2 separate regions of the Homo sapiens genome follow, and region 1 is linked to region 2. The links are chromatin loops, found by intact Hi-C in ENCODE. Cell type or tissue: endothelial cell of umbilical vein. All regions are shown on one strand. Each heading gives the region's core, and the rest is flanking DNA. Links, peaks and the distances in the headings are about the cores only. Region 1 overlaps RFX3 (regulatory factor X3). Region 2 overlaps RFX3 (regulatory factor X3).

Region 1 (2,926 bases), core at 233-2,732, 81 kb after region 2:
CATATAAATTATTATAGTTTCAAAATAGGGATTATGTGCAACTCCCCCAAACACACAAACACATAGACACACATTTTCTCTCTGACAATCACAAGCCAGGTGCCTAGCTTAAAAGTTTTTATTACTTTGTTTCAGAGTTTTTTTTCCTCTGCCTTACAGGATGCCTCTTAATACGCTTGCCATCTTTTCCCCTTGCACTTTTTGTTAGTAGATATTTAGAATATGAAAACTAAATGGAATATTAGTCTAAGCAAATTGCATTTGGAAAACTAAATCTGCCGGAAAAGAACAAATTACACCCTACAGCTCCTGTACACCCATCCTGAGACCAGACCTAAATCAAACATTTTTTTAAAGAAGTCGTAGTTTGGTTTTAGTTGTAAATCTGCTCATCTACATTAGCACAATTTCTGACAACTTGAAAATAAATTATAGAAGTGACCCCAAAGTTCCAGAGAATTGGCTCCGTGTCCCATTTTTTCTTCCTTGTTCCTGGTTTGTCATTCTGTTCATTTCTCTTCTTGGATTTGAGAAAGGAATCTGTTGACTCAGCAGCCCAGGGCTGCGGTTCTTTCTCTCTGGGATCCCTGCTCATTAGCTTCCTATGCGTGGCTTTCTTCCCTGCTGGCTCTGGGCTATAACCTCTCCTCTCATCCTCTTCAGGGAATGGAGAAAATTTGCTTATAACTGTGATCTAAACATAATCATGCAATAGGTACCCTAAAAATACTCAAGGAAGGAAGTACAAAGGACAGACTACCAATTGATAGGACGTCTTCTTGGATTTCATGATTGATACATTAGATTTCTTTACTCTGGGCAAAAAAAAAAAAAACAAAAAACTCCTAGACCAAAAAGTGTACCTTCTCCTTAGAAAGTGCCTGTCAATACTATTTCAGAGAAATACTATGAAGTTGGACTTTTGTGGGTGCTTACGACAGCAATTTCCCTAAAGAGCTTAGAAGTGGGGAAATAAACCAAAATAGAAGTTGAAGACTTTTTAAAATATTTCAAGGACTAAAATGGTCACTGTAGACATCAGGAAAGAAATCTCAGCACACAGTCCTCTTCAGCAAAGTCCACCGCTAAGTTATTTGTTTAGTAAAGAGTTTGTCAGGTAGCACTGCAGCTATTTGGGCAGACCCAACCAGAGAAAAAGATTCCCTGGCATAGAGTAAGCATGACGGTGCCACCTACTGGCCACTTTGCCACACTCTGTCATCCTGTGCCTAGCCCAAGTGGCTCTTGGCTTTGACACTGTCTTTATGGTGGTTTTGCTCTCAACCACAGGTGAAGATAGTGGTTGCTGGCCCCCCTGATAAATAAATAACTCTTGTTTGGGATAGGCAAATTCCTAAACTCACAGGAATTGTTTTCTTTCTTTATACCATCCTTGTATAAAATATACTACCATAAAATGTCATAAAAATTAGAGATTCTCTGCAAGAATATGGGCCTTATGTGATGATAATACAAGCACTTCAAACCTGATTGATGCTTGTTGTGAAGGTTTTCTTAGTACAAAGGGAACATGTTTCTACACTGCCACTCTGATTGTCTCTCCAGTTAATGATTTCCAGAAAAGAGAAGTGGTATAATCAAAATTAAGATATAGTCCTCTGATAGAATAAATTAATGCTATGCTTTCCTATTAAATAATATAGGTGTTTTCAAGGGGAGCCAGTGTTAAATTAGGAGCAAGGTTCGTTCTATTTCCCCAATAGTTTTACTTGCATAAAGGATATGCTGCCTGGCCCAACCCTGCAATTTACAGGGCCCAGGATACCATGTGTCTAAATATTTTAAAAGTTATGAATCAGACTATAAATAAAATCTGTTCTATCCACCTACCTTGACAAATATGTCTTGATAACAACTTGGAAGGCTGAGTTTGGATTTGAAATTCTGTCTCCCCTGAGTTCCATACCAGAAAATATTGACATAGACATAGCCAGCCCGTGTCGCCAGCCTCTGGCCCTAGACTGCTTCATCACTCCCCATCTTATATTATGAACAGCTTTGTGCTCAGATTTGTGGACACCTCAGCCCAGTCTTCAAGTTTTGTCTACCTTTTGCAAACAGCTGCCCCTTTTTGGCTGTCTCTTCATGCCTCTGAATGGTAGAGTTGGAGAAGAGAACTGCCAGGGCCTGGAAGGGAACTCAGAGCCACGGGGCAGGGAATTCTAGGGTCTCAGATAAGAAGAGGTGGTATGGGAGGAGGGAGGGAAGCACAGGCTCCAAGAAGTCACATCCAGCTGGCTCTGTGGACTCCTTACACTGTAGGAAAGGGACTGGCAATGGAAAACACAAAGCAGAGTTCTCCATAGTGTGGGTCTTGGGCCAAAGGCCCCTCTTGCTTTGGCCTTAATGGTGGTGTTAAATGCTCCTGTTTTTGAGGCTACTTTTCTCTTCAAAGGCAACTAAGGCCAATATTGTAATCTGAACACTTCACCGCCTGCACACTCACTTGTAAGTGTGTCTTAGACATTTAAACACAATTAGGTACACCTGTTGCTATGTCCCCAAGGCAGGCAGAAAAGCCGGAACAGTTAGAATCATGCTGCCCTGTTTACAGATTGGCCAGTAGCACACATTGCCAGGATAGCTGTCTAGCCCACAACAGCAAGACCAACAGCCACTGCGGGCAGGATTTGCCCACGTGTGGAGCAAACTGCCAGAGATCTTGGCCTTCTTAGCAGGTTTCAATAAAAACTATTTAAAGATACATAGAAAAGTACACATACACATACAAAGAAAAGTAACCAAGGAACACAAGGTTTTACCAAATGGAATGTTGTTAATCCTTGCAAATATTATAAAACTAGAAATTAAAGTCAGCAACCTTTTCCTCGCTTGCAAAACCATGTATCAGTGCTAAATGCAGAATGCTTTGATTTATTTGGTTCTTGTTTGGGAGACATTTAAG
Region 2 (2,926 bases), core at 93-2,592:
TTCATCTGTCTTATAGGAAAGGAAGATGTGATGTTTAATTGTGCTTTCAAAATTACAGGAAAGATGCAGTTAGGCAAAAGAAAGGAAATACAAATTCAAAGGGAGGTAAAGAGGTCAGAACTTGTAGATGATGTGATTGTGTACTTGATAAAAATCATAGAGAATGAAATTAAAAACTATAACAACTAATAAGACATTTTAGTAAGGTGGCAGTACAATTTTTTTTTCTTTCGAGATGGAGTCTCACTCTGTCACCCAGGCTGGAGTGCAGTGGCACAATCTCAGCTCACTGTAACCTCCACCTCCTGGGTTCAAGCGATTCTCCTATCTCAGCCTCCCTAGTAACTGGGATTACAGGTACCTGCCACCAAACCCAGCTAATCTTTTGTATTTTTAGTGGAGACAGGGTTTCATCATGTTGGCTGGGTTGGTCTTGAACTCCTGACCTCAAGTGATCCACCTGCCTCGGCCTCCCAAAGTGCTGGGATTACAGGCCTGAGCCACCGCACCCAGCCACAAAATTAATACACAAATAAATCAATAGCTTTTCTAGATAGTTAGAAAATATAATGGAAACAAAGATCTCATTTATAATAAAAACAAAAAATGCCTGGCAACAAACTAATAATAAGTGTGCAAGATCCAATTGCTGAATAAAAAACACCTAAAGTTCGCCAGGGATACAAAAGGAAACTTGAATAACTGGAAAGGCATACCATATTCTTGGATAAGAAATTTCAATATTAAACATTTAACCTCCCTAAGTTAACATAAAATGTTTCAACATAATCTCAATCATAATACCAATAGTTTTTTTGACAAGAAAGGCTGTTCATGTAAATAAACTTGCAAGAATTTATAGAAAATTTTGTAAAAAGAAAAATAATGAGGGATGGGGTGGAGGGAAACAACCTATCAGATATTAAAATGTATATAAAATTATAATAATTAAAACAATTATCTAAGCACATGAATAGACTAGTAAATGAAAGACTAGAGACCAAGTAGGCCAAATGCATGCAGGAATATTGTATATATTAAAGGAGGCATTGCCTGTGAGTTGAGAAGTCATGGATTATCAGTAAATGATATTTGGAACAACTGAATATTTATATATTTATAAAAGAAAATTAGATTGGTTCATATATTAGTCTTTATATCAAAATTAATTTCACTTGGATAGAAAAGTGTGTTTTATCATTAGAGTGGGAAGCATAATATAAAATCCAGAAGCTATAAGAAAAATATTGATAAACTCAGTTATGTAAAGGTGAAAACATCCTGCTGAGAAAACCACAATAAACAAAGGCAATGGTGAAACAACAAACTGGCATAAAGTTTTGAGGTATTATACTCAAAGGACTAATTTTTTAAATTTATAGACCACTCTTACAAATTCATCAGAAAAAATAACAAAAACAGAGCAAGTACAAGAACAGGCAGTCCAATGAAAAGGAAGTGAAAAATAAACTACAAAGAAATACCACCTTTCATCCCATACAAGCAATGCGGAAGAGGTTGGTAAGCCTTGCCAAGTGTGCAAGGAAATAGGTACTCTCAATCATGATTGATGGGAATCTAAATTGGCACAGAATTGGAGAGCAATGTGGAAATTTTTTATCAAAATTAAAAATACACATATCCTCTGACTCAGTCAGTGTGCTTCCGGGAATTTACCATACTGATAATACTGTTATGTATATGAAATGCTACATAAAAACTATATTTGTTGTAGACTTATTTGTAATAGAAAAAGATTGGGGTCGGGGGCGGTGGCTCACGTGTGTAATCCCAGCAGTTTGGGAGCCTGAGGCGGGTGGATCACCTGAGGTCAGGAGTTCGAGACCAGCCTGACCAACATGGTGAAAACCCCATCTCCACTAAAAATAGAAAAATTAGCTGGGTTTGGTGGCACATGCCTGTAATCTCAGCTACTTGGGAGGCTGAGGCAGGAGAATCGCTTTGAACCTAGGAGGTGGAGTTTGCAGTGGGCCAAGATCACGCCATTGTACTCCAGCCTAGGCAACAGAGACTCTGTCTCAAAAAAGAAAAAGACTGGAAACTGCCTTATCCATCAGCAGGGAAATATGCAAATAAACGTTAGTACTTTTATCTCTTAAGTGGAATTACATGTAGCCCCTAGATAATGAGGCTATATATATATATATATATATATATATATATATATATATATATGCTATGTAGCATGCATTATATGTATATATAGGCACATATGTGTGTGTATGTATGTATATATATGCACACACACATATGTACACATTTATATGAAAAAAGTCTCCATGTTGAGCGAAAAAGCAGAGTAGTGTGTGTGTGTGTAAATAGAAACACATATTACTATGTGCTTATATAAGATATCCTAAAGTTTTTTTTTTTGTTTTTTTTTATGGAGGGGGTGGGACAGTCTTGCTGTGTCACCTAGGCTGGAACGCGGTGGTTTGATCTCGGCTCACTGCAACCTCTGACTCCCAGGTTCAAGTGATTCTCCTGCCTCATCCTCCCAAGTAGCTGAGTACAGGCATGCGCCACCACACCCGGCTAGCTTTTGTAATTTTTGGTAGACATGGGGTTTCCCTGTTTTGGCCAGGCTGGTCTCAAACTCCTGGCCTCAAGTGATCCGCCTGCCTCAGCTTCCCAAAGTGCTGGGACTACAGGCGTGAGCCACCACGCCCAGCCAATCCTAAAGATGTCTTTAGGAAGGATACATGAAGAATAAAAGGTGGGAGGCATGTGAATATATTATCTATTAAAAAAAAGAAGTCACTTGTTATTTTTAAAAATTTTGGACAAGCTCTTAATGATTATACATTATATCTATTTGGTCATATTCCCCAAATGCATGTAGATAAAGCAAATCCTTTATGTGCCCAGTATTAATATTGTCTGTGAGGTGTCACAGTTCACATTA

What was found. A loop is a pair of places that touch in the nucleus more often than their neighbours do. Peaks named below come from ENCODE experiments on the same cell type or tissue, not always from the same donor. Only the 100,000 strongest peaks of a DNase experiment are listed, where the experiment ranks them.
Region 1: a loop joins it to region 2, with 2.0 times the contacts of the local background. A loop is called at or near these places in 3 of 110 quality-filtered maps.

What each region holds. Positions count from the first base shown.
Region 1 is chr9:3,239,134-3,242,059 of GRCh38, reverse strand. The region is part of intron 15 of RFX3 (regulatory factor X3); the gene reads left to right. Among named protein-coding and RNA genes, the nearest start is that of LINC01231, 59 kb to the right of the region's middle. In endothelial cell of umbilical vein, for the core only: a CTCF peak has its summit at 1,197 (motif pointing left); a DNase peak (open chromatin) is centred at 1,179.
Region 2 is chr9:3,320,039-3,322,964 of GRCh38, reverse strand. The region is part of intron 4 of RFX3 (regulatory factor X3); the gene reads left to right. Among named protein-coding and RNA genes, the nearest start is that of LINC01231, 140 kb to the right of the region's middle. In endothelial cell of umbilical vein, for the core only: no CTCF peak of the experiment used is centred there; a DNase peak (open chromatin) is centred at 1,604; H3K27ac peaks cover 953 bases.